Linked DNA regions of Homo sapiens: region 2 is linked to region 1. Evidence: read pairs that join two places in POLR2A ChIA-PET (ENCODE). Cell type or tissue: HepG2. All regions are shown on one strand. Links, peaks and the distances in the headings refer to the core of each region. The heading gives the core; the rest is flanking DNA. Region 1 overlaps NUCB1 (nucleobindin 1). Region 2 has its middle 11 kb from the start of FUT2.

Region 1 (8,327 bases), core at 98-8,097:
GAAACGACTCAGCCCTCTACCAGCCTCCAACCTCAGAGAACACCAGCAGGAATGGTGAGCTGGCTCACGTCTGGGACTCTGTCCCCTTCTCCCCTTCCGCAAAGCTACCCTCAATCCTCTGCCTCCGGACCCACTCCCATTACCGTCTGGATCAGCAGCTCCAGGTCGCGGGCCTCGAATGTATGCTGGTTCTGAGGGTCCAGGTGTTCAAACTGTTTCAGGAGATTCAGATGATCCACCTGTACATCTGGAAGAGAGGGAAGAGTCCAACACCTGAGGGCATGTTCTTTCAGAACCCCCATCTTGGGCCAGACATGATCCAAAGAAGTCACGGACAGCACTAGGGAAGCCCAGAAGACAGCTTGAACCTGGGGCAATCAGGGAAGGCTTCCTGGAGGAGGTGATCCCACGACTGAGTCTGATGCTTACAATAATAACCATAATAAAAACTAACATGTAGTGCCTACTTACTAGATGCCAGGCCATGCCCTAAGCACTTTAACTGTATTAATTCATTCACTTTCCACAAAATCCTGACAACAAGGGTTTTATGATTATCCCCATTTTATGAATGTGAAAACTGAGACCCCTTGAGGGGTTGTGACTGGTCTAGGGTACCAGCTAGCAAGTGGCAGAGCAAGGATGGGAACCAGCCATTGGACATCCAAAAACCATGACACTCAACCATTTCTTTTTTTCTTTTCCTTCTTTTTTTTTTTTTTTGAGACAGGGTTTCACTCTGCAGTGGCAGGATCTCGGCTCGCTGCAACCTCCGCCTCCCAGGCTCAAGCAATCCTCCTGCCTCAGCCCCGAGTAACTGGGACTACAGGTGCATGCCACCACACTCGGCTAATTTTTGTATTTTTAGTAGAAACAGAAACAGGGTTTCACCATGTTGGCCAGGCTGGTCTTGAACTCCTGACCTCAGGTGATCCACCCACCTCGGCCTCCCAAAGTGTTGTGATTACAGGTGTGAGCCACCACGCCCAGCCTCAACCACTCTTTAAAAAAAACAAACAAGGCTGGGTGCGGTGGCTCACGCCTGTAATCCCAGCACTTTGGGAGGCCAAGGGGGGCGGATCACAAGATCAAGAGATTGAGACCATCCTGGCCAACATGGTGAAACCCCATCTCTAATAAAAACATAAAAAATTAGCTGGGCATGGTGGTGCGCACCTGTAGCCCCAGCTACTTGGGAGGCTGAGGCAGGGGAATCACTGGAACCTGGGAGGCGGAGGTTGCAGTGAGCCGAGATCACGCCACTGCACCAGCCTGGTGACAGAGTGAGACTCCGTCTGAAAAATAAATAAATAAAATAAATACATACATACAAACAAAAGAAAAACATCAAAATTTTTGATAAAGCATCAACCAATCTTAGGGGTTAAATTGCACGCTCCTAAGTTTCTATGTTGAAGTCCTAAGCCCCAGTACCTCAGAATGTGACCTGATTTGGAGACTAGGTCTTTACAGAGGGAATCAGGTTAAGATGAGGTCATTACTGTGGGCCCTAATCCAACATGATTGGTGACCTTATAAAAGGCAGAAATTTATGACTGGGCACAGTGGCTCATGCCTGTAATCCCAGCACTTTGGGAGACTGAGGTGGGAGGATCACTTGGGCTCAGGCATTCGAGACCAGCGTGGGCAACATGGTGAAACCCCATCTCTACAAAAAATATAAAAATTAGCTGTGTGCAGTGGTGTGTGCCTGTAGTCCCAGCTGCTCAGGAGGCTAAGGCAGGAGAATCACTTGAGCGTGGGAGGGGGAGGATGCAGTGAGCCGAGATCGCACCACTGCACTCTAGCCTGGAGGATAGAAGTGAAACCCTGTCTCAAAATAATAATAGGCCGGGCGCGGTGGCTCACACCTGTAATCCTAGCACTTTGGGAGGCCAAGGCGGGTGGATCACCTGAGGTCAGGAATTCGAAACCAGCCTGCCCAACATGGCAAAACTCCATCTGTACTAAAAATACAAAATTATCCAGGCGTGGTGGCGCGTGCTTGTAATCCCAGCTACTTAGGAGTCTGAGGCAGGAGAATCGCTTGAACCTGGGAGGCAGAGGTTGCAGTGAGCTGAGATCGCGCCACCGCACTCCAGCCTGGGCAACGAGAGCAAAACTCTGTCTTGGAAAAAAAAAAAAATAATAATAATAATAATTAATAAAAAATAATAATGGAAGGAGAAATTTGGGCCAGGCACACAGAGAGGAAAGATGGTGTGAAAATGCAGTGAGAAGACGGCCATCTGCAAGCCAAGGAGAGGGGCCTGGTACAGATCCTCCCTCATAGCCCCAGAAGGAACCAACCCTGCCAATACTTTCACTTTGGACTCTGACTGCAGGCCATGAGACAGTCAAGTTCTGTTGCTGAAGCACCTGGTCAGTGGTACTTGGTTACAGCGGCCTCAGCAAACAAGTGCAGCCTCCCTCATATGGGAGTTTCCAAGTAGTCAGGAAGGGGTAGGGTTTCCAGGCAGGAAAGGACAGCGCACACGCTGCCAACACACACTTACCGCACGCATGTCTCCCGAGGCTTCTAGGGGCCCAGGCCTGCGCTGTGCAATGCTGGACCCAAAATGAATCAGCCTGGCCCTGGCCTCCAGTGGCCCTTGGTTAGGTGGGGAGAAAGACACACACACACACACACACACACACACACACACACACACACCCCTTGGTCAAGTGGGCAGAAAGACACACACACACACACACACACACACACACACACACACACACACACACACGGGCAGCTAGAATTTGGGAGACCTAGGCTGCAGTGGAGGCAGCTCCGGCCCTGGCTGAGCCCAGAGGAGTGACAGGTGTGCAGGACACAGGTACAAACTGAATCTCAAATTCATTATTTGTGCCAGGGACGTGTGTTGAGCCGCTATTCCAGGCTGACCCAGCGCCGGCCGCTATGGACACAGCAGGAATCAAATGATGACAGAATTCTGACTCTTGGAGGCCAGGCGGGGTGGCTCATGCCTGTAATCTCAGCAATTTGGGAGGCTGAGGCGGGTGGATCACCTGAGGTCAGGAGTTTGAGACCAGCCTGGCCAACATGGTGAAACCCTGTCTCTACTAAAGATACAAAATTAGCCAGGTATGGTGGCGGGCACCTGTAATCCCAGATACTCAGGAGGCTGAGGCAGGAGAATCGCTTGAACCTGGGAGGCAGAGGTTGCAGTGAGCCGAGATCGCGCCACTGCACTCCAGCCTGGGCGACAGAGTGAGACTCTGTCTCAAAAACAACAACAACCAAAAGAGTTCTGCCTCTTGGAGCACCCAGTCTAGAGAGACAGAGAACAGGCGACCAAGGGATGAACAAAGGAATACCAAGGACACAAATAACACAGAGGCTCCTTCACACAGGACAGCCGGGGCGGTGACACCCTGAGGAGGTGACATTCCAGGGGAGATGGAAGGTCCATGGACCAGGCAAAGAGCCCTGAGAAAGAATGTCACGGGAGAGCGGGGCGAACGGACAAAGGTCCCAAGGCTGCACGCCAGCAATTTCTAAAAATGCTGACGCAAGAAGGTCAGGGTGCATACGGGAAGGGCAGGGTTGGGCGGGTGTGGCCAAGGTCCACCCAGGCTCCGAGCAGACAAGAGGAACATGAATGCGGGCCTGAGGGCACTGGGGTGCCGGGGGCAGGCTCTGGGCAGAGGAGGGACGGGAAGAGCCTGGGTGTTGTGGCAGCTGGATACTGGTGCCCTAAAAGATATCCACATCCTGATCCCCGGAACCTGTGAATGCGTGACCTTTCCGGGCTAAGGGGTCCTGGCGGATGGGATTACATTAAAGACCTTAAGATGGGGGCCAAGGCTGGTGGCTCAGGCCTGTAATCCCAGCACTTTGGAAGGCCGAGACAGGAGGATCACTTGAAGTCAGGAGTTCAAGACCAGCCTGGCCAACATGGCAAAATCAAGTATCTACTAAAAATACAAAATTAGCCAGGTGTGGTGGCACACACCTGTAATCCCAGCTACTTGGGAGGCTGAGGCAGGAGAATTGCTTGAACCCAGGAGGCGGAGGTTGCAGTGAGCCGAGATCGCGCCACTGTAGTGCAGCCTGGGAGACAGAGCAAGATTCTGTCTCACCAAAAAAAAAAAAAAAAAAGGCCAGGCGCGGTGGCTCACACCTGTAATCCCAGCACTTTGGGAGGCCGAGGTGGGCGGATCACGAGGTTAGAGATCAAGACCATCCTGGCTAATACAGTGAAATTCCGTCTCTACTAAAAATACAAAAAATTAGCTGGGCATGGTGGCGGGCGCCTGTAGTCCCAGCTACTTGGGAGGCTGAGGCACAAGAATGGCGTGAATCCAGGAGGCGGAGCTTGCAGTGAGCCGAGATTGCACCACTGCACTCCAGCCTGGGTGACAGAGCGAGACTCTGTCTCAAAAAAAAAAAAAGAAAGATATTAGCTGAGCAAGGAAAAACAGTGTGACCTGATAAATCTCCCGATTTTATCGCTGTACTTATGCAAGAGTATCACACTGAAATGTGTAAGGGTGATGAGATGGTGACTGTGGTGAAGTCCCAAACGTGAGTGACAAAGCAAATGGAGCAAATGTTAACTAGAGAAGCCAGGTCAGGGGTGTTTGGGAGTTTTCTGTACTACTCTTACAACTTTTCTAAAAGTTTGAAGTTCTTTCAACTTTTTTTTTTTGAGATGGGATCTTGTTCTGTCGCCCAGGCTGGAGTACAGTGGCGCAGTCATGGCTCACTATAGCCTTGACATCCCAGGCTCAACGATCCTCCCACCTCAGCTTCCTAAGGAGGTGGGACCACAGGCATGCATTACCATGCCCAGCTTATTTTTTAATATTTTTTATAGAGACAGGGGTCTTGCTATGTTGCCCAGGCTGGTTTTGAACTTCTGGGCTCGAGTGATTCTCCTGCCTCAAAAAGTGTTGGAATTGCAGGCGTGAGCCACTGCACCCGGCCTCTACCAGAATTTTAAATGACAATTTTTTTTTTTTTTTTTTGAGTCAGAGTTTCACTCTGTTGTCCAGGCTGGAGTGCAATGGTGCGATCTCGGCTCACTACAACCTCCGCCTCCCGGGTTCAACCAATTCTCCTGCCTTAGCCTCCTGAGCAGCTAGGATTACAGGCGTGCACCACCATGCCCGGCTAATTTAGTATTTTTAGCAGATATGGGGTTTCACCATGTTGGCCAGATAGTCTCCAATTCCCGACCTCAGGTGACCTGCTTGCCTCAGCCTCCCAAAGTACTGGGATTACAGCCGTGGGCCACTGTGCCCAGCCCATGATAAAGATTTTTAAAAACAACAAATGGAAACAGAATATAAACAAACAACATTGTAATGTTAATATTAAATCATGCTGGGAGGAACACTGGGGCAATCTCCCACGCACATTTCAGCACATTTCGCAGCGGGGAGGGAGGCCTCACCTGCCTAGCACACAACCACCTGGAGGCCGGGAGTGAGGCCACCCTTCCCCACCCCTCCCTGCCTGTCCCTCCCGCCCTGCCCCTGCTCACTGGGATCCTGCTCGGCGTCCATCTTGGCCTTGAGCAGCATCCGCAGCCGTGACACCTCCTGTCGCTTGAGCTCATCCAGCTTGGTGCGGACGTGGTGGCTGACAAAGTCCAGCTCTCGGCTCAGCTTCCCGCTCTGACAGGAGAGGAGACCCTGGTCAGCCTGGGGGCCTGCTCTCTGTCTTCTCTGGAAGCTTCTTATAAGCTTTCTCATGCCCCAGTCTTATACTGCCCCTTCCCTGCTTATAGTCCCCCAGCTCCTCAGAGTCTCCAGGAAGGACAGCTCCCAGCCCGTCAGCCTGGCATTCAAGGCCCTGCCCACCTGTGCTGCCCCATCTCCTGTCATTCATCAAGCCACATGTTTAGGGGCCAGGTGCGGTGGGTCACGCCTGTAATCCCAGCACTTTGGGAGGCTGAGGTGGGAGGATCTCAAGATCAGCCTGGGCAACATGGCAAGTCCCTGTCTCTAGAAACAATACAAAATTAGCCGTGCATGGTGGTGAGACCCAGGTCCATGAGAAGGACAGATCCTGATACGAGGGTTCAGTGTCCTACTCAGTGAAATGGGGACAATGATGGTGCTCCTAGAGGCCTGATATGGGAGTTCATGGTGATGTAAGGGACACCAGCACCTCCCTTATTTTGAATTCTTCCTCTGTAGAAGGCACCATAGGAGCATTCTGTTGACGCAGCCCTCCCACAACACTTGCTAAGGAGTGTCACCATGCTCTTCCAAACCCTTTACACATCTTCCTTTGGAAAATCCAAACCCCAAAATCCTTCCCTTGGAAAATCCAAATCCGAACTGTGCAGCAGGTTCTATGATGTCTCCCATTTTACAGGTGGGGAAACTGAGGCACGGTGAGGGGAGGCCCCATAGCTGGTAAGCGGCGGAGCTGCGACTGAAAGCCTGCCCACGGGACTCTGCACTAAACACGTATTCTGTGTTCCCCAAAGCTCTTCCCAGCTTGTGACCCCAAGAAGCAACTTCTCCCTGAGTCTTACTTTGGTGATTTTCAAATACAGGCACAGCTGGAGCCATGTGGCCCCTTTGAAGAAACCAGTATGGTCAGGCATGGTGGCTCATGCCTGTAATCCCAACACTTTGGGAAGCCGAGATGGGAGGATCACGAGGTCAGGAGTTCGAGACCAGCCTGGCCAACATGGTGAAACCCCGTCTCTACTAAAAATACAAAAATTAGTCAGGCATGGTGGTGTACGCCTGTAATCCCAGCTACTTGGGAGGTTGAGGCAGGAGAACTGCTTGAACCTGCGGGGTGGAGGTGCAGTGAGCTGAGATCGCACCATCGCACTCCAGCCTGGGTGACAGAGCAAGACTCCGTCTCAAAAAAAAAAAAAAAGAAACCAGTCCTCCCCTGAACTCTGCCCTCCCAGCACGTACCCCTCCCACAGCCCCCACTCCCCCAGCCGCACCTTGATGTCCTCCGCATTGGCAGCCTGCAGCTTCTCTCGGAAATGCCCATCCGTCTCCAGTACATCGATGACCTCCTGGAGGTACCGGTGGTAGTACAGGCCTGTGTCCTGAGGCAACAAGGACAGACATAGCAGCCCCTGCTCCCATCCCCATCCCCACCCTCACTCCTGTTACTGCTATGGCCTGCTCCCTGGGGCAGCTGACAAGGGACTCAGTTTTTACCTTTTCCCACATATGCAGCAAAGATGAAATGAAAATCACATCAGTGAACACCCAGCCCAATACTGCCCAGAGTGGGTGCTCAGAGTGGACATGACTTGTTGGGAAGCTGTGAATCATACTTTTATCCATCCATCCAACCATCCATCCATCCATGCATCCACCCATTCATCCATGCATCCACCCACCCATCCATCCATACATCCCACCCACCCATCCATACATACATCCTACCCACCCATCTATCCACCCATCATCCATCCATCCATCCACCCATCCATCCACTCATCCATCCATCCACCCACCCACCCATCCATCCATCCATCCACCCATCCATCCATCCACCCACCCATCCATCCATCCATCCATCCATCCACTCATCCATCCATCCATCCACTCATCCACCTGCCCATCCATCCACCCACCTATCCATCCATCCATCCATCTATCCATCCATCCATCCACTCATCCACCCACCCATCCATCCACCCGCCCATCCATCCACTCATCCATCCATCCACCCACCCATCCATCCATCCACCCACCCATCCATCCATCCACTCATCCACCCACCCATCCATCCACCCGCCCATCCATCCAACCACCCGTCCATCCATCCATCCACTCATCCACCCACCCATCCATCCACCCGCCCATCCATCCACTCATCCATCCATCCACCCACCCATCGATCCATCCACCCACCCATCCATCCATCCACTCATCCACCCACCCATCCATCCACCCGCCCATCCATCCACCCGCCCATCCATCCAACCACCCATCCATCCATCCATCCACTCATCCACCCACCCATCCATCCACCCGCCCATCCATCCAACTGCCCATCCATCTACCCACCCGCCCATGCATGCATTCATTCATTCAACAAACATTCACCAGGCCCCTATCATATGCCAGGCACTGTGAACAACACAGACAAAAGTCCCAGGCCTCCTAGTCCCACCCCCGTCATGCGTAGCTGGGTGGGACTTTACTCTCCCTGGGCCTTCTATGCTCTTACTATTTATAAAATAGGCAATATATCCTCTGCCTCCCAGAGTTGTGGTGAAAAGCAAATAAGATAAGTTGGAAAAAATAAATAAATAAAATTACAAAAGAGAGAAGGCCAGGCATGGTAGCTCATGCCTGTAATCCCAGTGCTT
Region 2 (8,327 bases), core at 76-8,075, 220 kb after region 1:
TTGCTTATAAAATAAATTGATGGGCCGAGTGTGGTGACTCATGCCTGTAATCCCAGCACTGTGGGAGGCTGAGGCTGAAGGATCGCTTGAGGCCAGGAGTTCAAGAGCACCCTGGACAACACAGCAAGAGCCATCTCTGCCAAAATTTTATTTATTATTATTTTATTTATTTTTATTTATTTATTTATTCCAAGACAGAGTTTCCCTCTTGTTGCCCAGGCTGGAGTACAATGGCACAATCTCGGCTCACTGCAACCTCTGCCACCCAGGTTCTAGCGATTCTCCTGCCTCAGCCTCCCGAGTAGCTGGGATTACAGGCGTGCGCCACCACGCCCGGCTAATTTTTGCATTTTTAGTAGAGACGGGGGTTTCACCAAGTTGGTCAGGCTGATCTCAGGTGATCCACCTGTCCTGGCCTCCCAAAGTGCTGGGATTACAGGCATGAGCCACCACGCCAAGCCTTCTAAAAATGTGGAAAATAGCCGGGCATGGTGGTGTATGCCTGTGGTCCCAGCTACTTTGGAGGCTGAGGTGGGAAGATCACTTGAGCCCAGGAGATAGAGGCTGCAGTGAGTCACGATGGTGGCACTGCACTCCAGCCTGAGCGACAGAGCAAGACCTTGTCTCAAAAAAAGAAAAAAAAGACTTGTTTCCCCATCTACCTCCACTCTTTCTTCCTTTTGTCTCCTTCAATAGCACATGAAGAGATTTAAAAGAGACGAGTTAATGGGTGCAGCACACCAACATGGCACATGTATGCATATGTAACAAACCTGCACGTTGTGCACATGTACCCTAGAACTTAAAGTATAATAATAAAAAATATATATAAAATAAAAAAGAGACTTTTAGTGATTCTGAGCCTCCTTGAGGAGCTCAGCCAAAGCACCACAGACTTCCTTTTTGGGGTCTTCTGTCTTCCTCACGGAGCCCCAAGAGTCGAGGGTGGGGTCTAATCCTCTGCTCTCTTTTGCACTAAACTCCCTGATCTCTTTGGCTTTTGAAGGTCCAAGGGTTACTTTCTTCTCTTTTTTTTTGAGAGAGAGTCTTGCTCTTGTTGCCCAGGCTGGAGTGCAATGGCACAATCTCGGCTCACTACAACCTCCGCCTCCCGGGTTCAAGCGATTCTCCTGCCTCAGCCCACCGAGTAGTTAGGATTACAGGCATGTGCCACCACGCCCGGCTAATTTTGTATTTTTAGTAGAGACGGGGTTTCTCCATGTTGGTCAGGCTGGTTCTGAACTCCCGACCTCAGGTGATCCACCCGCCTTGGTCTCCCAAAGTGCTGGGATTACAGACGTGAGCCACCACACCGGGCCCAGGAGGGTTACTTTCTAAGGTAAGAAAACACTTGACCTTTGGTCATGGGATAACTAAGTAGTTACTGTCAATAGCTACAATTTTGAAGATAACTGACAAGGTTGGAATGAATGGTTATTACCACAGTGGGCAAATTTTATCCTCCTCATTTCTTCATGCATTGAGATAAGAAAAAACTCAGATTTCTGACTGAGCCAAGCAGAACTGACAGTAAAGTGTGCCTTGCAGCCCAGGCTGAGTGTGGGAGCTTTTAACAGCCTGTCCCTGGGCATTTCCCTCTTGGGCTTTGCCACTGGTCTAGGGGATCAGGGATTCAGCCTAGGAATGGGATCCGTGATTTCTGGGATCCAAGAGCTCTGCCTTCCAGCTGTGCCTGCTTTTTCTATAGGTGAGGCTTAGGCCAGTCCTGGAAACTCCACGTGCTTTCTCGGCTTTATCTGTAAATGGACTCAGTAATCCAGTTAAAAAACAGAAAGTAGGGCCGGGAGCGGTGGCTCACACCTGTAATCGCAGCACTTTGGGAGACCGAGGCGGGCGGATCATCTGAGTTCGGGAGTTCCAGACCAGCCTGACCAACATGGAGAAACACCCCCTGCCCCCCCACCACCCCATCTCTACTAAAAATGCAAAATTAGCCGGGCATGGTGGTGGGTGATTGTAATCCCAGCTACTCAGGAGGCTGAGGCAGGAGAATCACCTGAACCCGGGAGGCGGAGGTGGTGGTGAGCCGAGATCGTGCCATTGCACTCCAGCCTGGGCAAAAAGAGTGAAACTGTCTCAAAAAAAAGGAAAAAAAGAAAAGAAAAGAAAGAAAACCAGAACAGAAAGTAGGCCAGCACGCCTACAATCGCAACACTTTGGGGGCTGGAGGTGGGAGGATCTCTTGAGGTCAGGTGTTTGAGATCAGACTGGGCAACAGAGGGAGAACCAATCTCAAAAACAACAAAAGAACTTACATTCTTTCTCTTTGCCTTGAGATATAAATTGATATCCTGTTTTCTTTAAAATTTGGCTGGGCCCGGTGGCTTACGCCTGTCATCCCAGCGCTTTGGGAGGCAGAGGAGGGTGGATCACTTGAGGCCAGGAATTTGAGACTAGCCTGGGAAACATGGTGAACCCCATCTCTACTAAAAATACAAAAATTAGCCAGGCATGGTGGAGCACGCCTGTAAATCCCAGCTACTCAGATGGCTGAGGCACAAGAATCTCTTGAGCCCAGGAGGCAGAGGTTGCGGTGAGCTGAGATCGAGCCACTGCAGTCCAGCTTGGGTGACAGAGCAAGACTCTGTCTCAAAAATAAATAAATAGGCTGGGTGCGGTGGCTCACGCCTATAACTCAGCACTTTGGGAGGCTGAGGCAAGAGGATCCCTTAAACCCAGGAGTTCAAGACCAGCCTGGGCAACATAGTGAGACCCCATCTTTAAAAAAAATATACAAAAATTAGCCAAGTGTGGCAGTGAGTGCCTGTGGTCCCAGCTACTCGGGAGGCTGAGGCAGGAGGAGCACTTGAGCCCGGGAGGCAGAGGTTGCAGTGAGTTGTGTTTGCACCACTGCACACCAACCTGGGTGACAGAGCGAGACTGTGTCTCAAAAATAAACGAATAAAATATTATAATAGAGCATATATAGAAACCTCATCTCTGGCACTTTGTATTGGCATTGCAGATGAAGTACAGGAGATGACTGATATTCAATAATGGTGCTCGGAGATTTCGTTTTCCATATTAAAAAAAATGAATTTAATATATATATACACACACACACCCCATCTGGGTTTGTGTAAATATACTCTATGATGTTCATACAACATGAAATTGCCTAATAATACATTTCTCAGAACACATCCCTATTGTTAAGTGACCCATGACCATATTGTTGAATGAATGAAAGTATTTCCAGAATTTTACTTCCTGGGACAGTGTCCATGAAATCATCTCCAGGACTACTAGCCCTGTGCCAAGGACACTGAAACCTTTCATCTCTAAGCTGCTTTCCTGCTAAGCCATGGGGTTCTCTTTTCGCTCTGTTTGTACAATCCATTCAATTAATATGCATTAGACGTTCTATGTGTTTCCCCGGTTGCTCTAAGAAGGTAACACACAACTGGGTCCCTCAAAGCAAAAGAAAATCATTCTCCTTTAGTTTTTCTTTTTTCTTTTTTTTTTTTTTTTTTTGAGACAGGGTCTCACTCTGTCTCCCAGGTTGGAGTGATCTTGGCTCACTGCAGCCTCCGCCTCCTGTTTAAGCAATTCTCCCACCTCAGCCTCCCAAGCAGCTGCGGTTACAGGCATACACCATCACGCCCGGCTAATTTTTGTGTTTTTAGTAGAGATGGGGTTTCGCCATGTTAGGCAGGCTGGCCTCAAACTTCTGACCTCAGGTGACCCACCTGCCTCGGCCTCCCAAAGTGCTGGAATTACAGGTGTGAGTCATCACGCCCAGCCCGTTCTCCCTTAGTTCTGGAGGCCCAGAGTTAATCTCTGCCTTTGTCATCATGTGGCTTTCCTTTCTTTGGTGTCTGTGTGGTCACCCGTCATAACGGATTAGGGACACCACACACCCTACTCCAGTATAACCTGGACTTAACCAGTTACACCTACAATTATCTTACTGTAAACCACAAATAAAATTCTCAGTCCCCCAGGTAACTGAATGGACCCTCCCTCTAGACCAAGGGCATTCTAAAGTAAACCTGAAACACTAGTTCAGCCCAGGATGGGACTGGGTGGCTGGACATGCCTCATTATACCCTCCTGCCATTGTAATTCAGGCTCAGCTGACCAGTGTTTAACATCAACACAGACCTCAAGACTGACCAGGGCTGGGCACGGTGGCTCATGCCTGTAATCCCCGCAATTTGGGAGGCCGAGGTGGGCGGATCACTTGAGGTCAGGAGTTCCAGACCAGCCTGGACAACATGGTGAAACCCCATCTCTACTGAACATACAAAAAATTAGCCAGGCATGGTGGTGTGCTCCTGTTATCTCAGCTACTCAGGAGGCTGAGGCAGGAGAATCACTTGAACCTGGGAGGCGGAGGTTGCAGTGAACCGAGATTGTGCCACTGCACTCCAGCCTGGGTGACGGACTGAGGTCCTACTTGGGGCTAGGACTTTAATATATGAACTTGGCCAAGGGAGGCTGGGTGCAGTGACTCACGCCTGTAATCCCAGCACTTTGGGAGGCTGAGGCAGGAGGATAACCTATGGTCAGGAGTTCGAGACCAGCCTGGCCAACATGGTGAGACCCCATCTCTACTAAAAATACAAAAATTAGCAGGGAGTGGTGGCAGGTGCCTGTAGTCCAAGCTACTCAGGAAGCTGAGGCAAGAGAATCACTTGAACCTGGGAGGCGGAGGTTGCAGTGGGCTGAGATCGCACCACTGCTCTCTAGCCTGGGTGACAGAGAGAGTCTCTGTCTCAAAAAAATGAAACAAGGAAACTTGGCCGGGGACTCGTCACAAGTCAAACCATAAGGAACATGTGCTGTGCACTGGATACTGTCTGAGGTGCTGGGGTATGCAATCCCCTTCTTTAGGGGACTTAAGTGGCCCCTGTCCTGCTCAGCTTCCTTTTGTCCCCTTCTGGTGAGGGACAGGGCGGGCTTTTAGGTGTCTGTCCAACTTCTGCTTTGGAATTTGCAAATGCAGTAAGAAACTCAGTAAATATTTATTGATGAATTAGTGCAGCTTGTTGGCAGCTTGCCAGCTTCTGCTTGGGCTTTTGTAATGTGAAAGCTGTTGGCTGGGCACAGTGGCTCACGCCTGTCATCCCAGAAGTTTGGGAGGCCGAGGTGGAAGGATCACTTGCGGTCAGACCAGCCTGGCCAAAATGGCAAAACCCCATCTCTACTAAAAATACAAAAATCAGCTGGATGTGGCAGCGGGTGCCTAAAATCCCACTTGGGAGGCTGAGGTGGGAGGACTGCTTGAACCCAGGAGGCGGAGGTTGCAGTGAGCTGAGATGGCGCCACTGCACTCCAGCCTGGGCGAAAGAGCCATCGCACTCAGCCCTCCTCCTGAGTTTTTTTTTTTTTTTCTTTGAGACGGAGTCTCACTCTGTCACCAGGCTGGAGTGCAGTGGCGCGATCTCAGCTCACAGCAACCTCTGCCTCCTGGGTTCAAGCGATTCTCCTGCCTCAGCCTCCTGAGTAGCTGGGATTACAGGCACCTGCCACCACGCCCAGCTAATTTTTGTATTTTTAGTAGAGACGGGGTTTCACCGTGTTGGCCAGGATGGTCTCGATCTCTCGACCTGGTGATCCACCCGCCTGGGCCTCCCAAAGTGCTGGGATTACAGGCATGAGCCACCGTGCCTGGCCCCTCCTGTGTTCTTTAACACCTCCCAAGCCCAAACCCTGTTACTGGCAGCAAATCCGTGTGGGTCTGCAGCAACCTCAATTCTTGTCTCCTAAGAAGAAAGAATTCGACTGAGGGGAATAGGCAGAAGGAAAGACCAAGGCAGCCTGGGCAATAGGCTCTCATTTAGAGCAGGAGAGAAAGTTTATTGAAAAGCTTTAGAGCAGGGACAAAAGGAATGAAAGTACACTTGGAAGAGGGCTAAGCGGGCGACATGAAAGACAAGTGTGCAGTTTGACCTTTTGAGTTGGGGTTTTATATGTTGGCACACTTCTGGGGTCTTGCGTCCCTTCTCCCCAGTTCCTCCCTTGGGGTGGGCTGTTCACTTAGGCGGTGGCCTACCAGCGCCTGGGTGGGGAGCATGCGCAGTGTGTTTACTGAAGTTATACGCGTGCTCACTTGAAGCGTTCTTCCCTTACCCACTGAATGTCCCCAGGAGGTCATGTACCAATTAAACTCTGCTATTTTGCCTCTTAGTGCACATGCTTGTGCCCACTCGCCGAACTCCCAAGATCTTATTGGGAAGCTGCTGATCACCAGCTTCGGGTGTTTTCTTTTCTTTTTCTTTTTTTGAGATGGAGTTTCTCTCTTGTTGCCCAGGCTGGAGTGCAATGGCGCGATCTCAGCTCGCTGCAACCTCCACCTCCCAGGTTCAAGCGATTCTCCTGCCTCAGCCTCCCAAATAGCTGGGATTACAGGCGCGCATCACCACACCGGCTAATTTTTTTTTTTTTTGAGACGGAGTCTCACTCTGTCGCCCAGGCTGGAGTGCACTGGCGCGATCTCTGCTCACTGCAAGCTCTGCCTCCCGGGTTCACGCCATTCTCCTGCCTCAGCCTCCCGAGTAGCTGGGACTACAGGAGCCCGCCCGCCACCACGCCCGGCTAATTTTTTTGTATTTTTTCTTTTTTTTAGTAGAGACGGGGTTTCACCTTGTTAGCCAGGATGGTCTTGATCTCCTGAATTCGTGATCCGCCAGGCTCGGCTTCCCAAAGTGCTCGATTACAGGCATGAGCCACCGTGCCCGGCCTAATTTTTGTATTTTTATTAGAGACAGGGTTTCGCCACGTTGGCCAGGCTGGTCTTGAACTCCTGACCTCAGGTGATCCGCCCACCTCGGGCCCCCAAGTGCTGGGATTATAGGCGTGAGCCACCACACCTGGCCAGCTTCGGGTGTTTTCTGTCTACTGGGAGACTACCATTCCTTGGCACCAGCTGCAAGCAATTTATTTATTTATTTATTTAATTTTATTGAGACAGGGTCTTATTCTGTTGCCCAGGCTGGAGTACAGTGGTGTGATCATGGCTCACTGCAGCCTCAACCTCCCAAGCTCAGGTGATCCTCCCACCTCAGCCTCCTGATTATCTGGGACCATGGGTGTGTGCCACCAGGCACAGCTAATTTTTGTAGAGATGAGGTTTCAATATGTTTCCCAGGCTGGTCTCGAACTCCTGGGCTCAAGGGATCCCCCTCCAACTCAGCTCTCAAAGTGTTGGGATTACAGAAATGAGCCACTGCACCCAACCTTGAAAAGGTTTCAAATGGGAAAGAGATGTGATTGGAATGTTTTCTAAACCACTGCACCTACATTTGGTGGAAATGTTTAATGCATGTAAATGATCATTGTATATGTCAAGTTTTTTTAATGTCCAAAAGGAGCATTACACCAATAAAACACAGGAAAACTCGCACTGCAATTACTTAATCCAACTTGCACCCGTACTGAGCTTTCTCAGAGTGGCATTAGGTTCTCGGGGGTTAGGCAGTGCCAGGTGTGAGGTATCTTTTTCCAGTAACTGTCACACACGCTGCTGCTGAGATGGCCATGATTTGGTCTTAGTGGCCCCTGGGGGTCAGGTTGCTGCTTCCAGGATCTGAGGAGTGTCTTTTCTGCCCTCACTGTGACGCCTTCTTCCCTGCGCCCAGGGTGCTACCTGCACCTAAACCCCTCCCCTGTCCATCGCAGGGGAATCCCTCCTCATAGGTGTGTCCCTGCAAATCCTGTCTTCCCTGGAATTCTATTTTTTTTTTTTTTTTTGCGATGGAGTCTCGCTCTGTGGCCCAGGCTGGAGTGCAGTGGTATGATCTCGGTTTACTGCAACCTCTGCTTCCCAATTCAAGCTATCCTCCTGCTTCAGCCTCCGGAGTAGCTGGGATTAGGGGCACGCACCACCGTGCCTGGCTTTTTGTATTTTTAGTAGAGACTGGGTTTCGCCATGTTGGCCAGGCTGGTCTCGAACTCCTGACCTCAAGTGATCCACCAGCCTTGGCTTCCCAAAGGGCTGGGATTACAGGCGTGCCACCGCACCCGGCCCTTCCCTCACATTCTTTTGTGATAAGGCCCACTAACTCCAAAGCCAAAATTCCTAGTTGCCCAGAAAATCGAGTTCCCCTATCCTTCAGGGCAGGGATGGCTTCGTCCTGGGACGTGAGTGCAAAATATCTGGGCTCTGTGCTACCAGTGCTGCCAGGAAGGAGAGGGCAAAACTGCGTTTCCATTGGAAAGCAATGCCAGTGTTCCTGACGTGCTGCATACATGTGAGCAGCCGACACCTCCCACACGGTCACAAGGCACTGGCTCTAAGCGAATTTGCTCAGCTCCCACCAGCTGCTACTGGTGTTTAGTTCTGTGGTTTGTGCATTTTGTGG

Evidence for each region. Peaks named below come from ENCODE experiments on the same cell type or tissue, not always from the same donor. Only the 100,000 strongest peaks of a DNase experiment are listed, where the experiment ranks them.
Region 2: POLR2A ChIA-PET joins it to region 1 with 7 read pairs; 2 of 35 experiments call an interaction of 5 or more read pairs at or near these places.

What each region holds. Positions count from the first base shown.
Region 1 is chr19:48,903,069-48,911,395 of GRCh38, reverse strand. It overlaps NUCB1 (nucleobindin 1), which reads right to left. Exons shown (of 13, transcript NM_006184.6): 3 at 6,942-7,049; 4 at 5,511-5,643; 5 at 144-247. NUCB1-AS1 (NUCB1 antisense RNA 1) reads left to right here. Exons shown (of 2, transcript NR_046633.1): 2 at 222-466. Among named protein-coding and RNA genes, the nearest start is that of NUCB1, 6.9 kb to the right of the region's middle. In HepG2, for the core only: no CTCF peak of the experiment used is centred there; a DNase peak (open chromatin) is centred at 3,505.
Region 2 is chr19:48,681,214-48,689,540 of GRCh38, reverse strand. It overlaps the pseudogene SEC1P. Among named protein-coding and RNA genes, the nearest start is that of FUT2, 11 kb to the left of the region's middle. RefSeq lists a silencer at 6,557-6,831. In HepG2, for the core only: no CTCF peak of the experiment used is centred there; DNase peaks (open chromatin) are centred at 3,260, 3,810 and 5,020.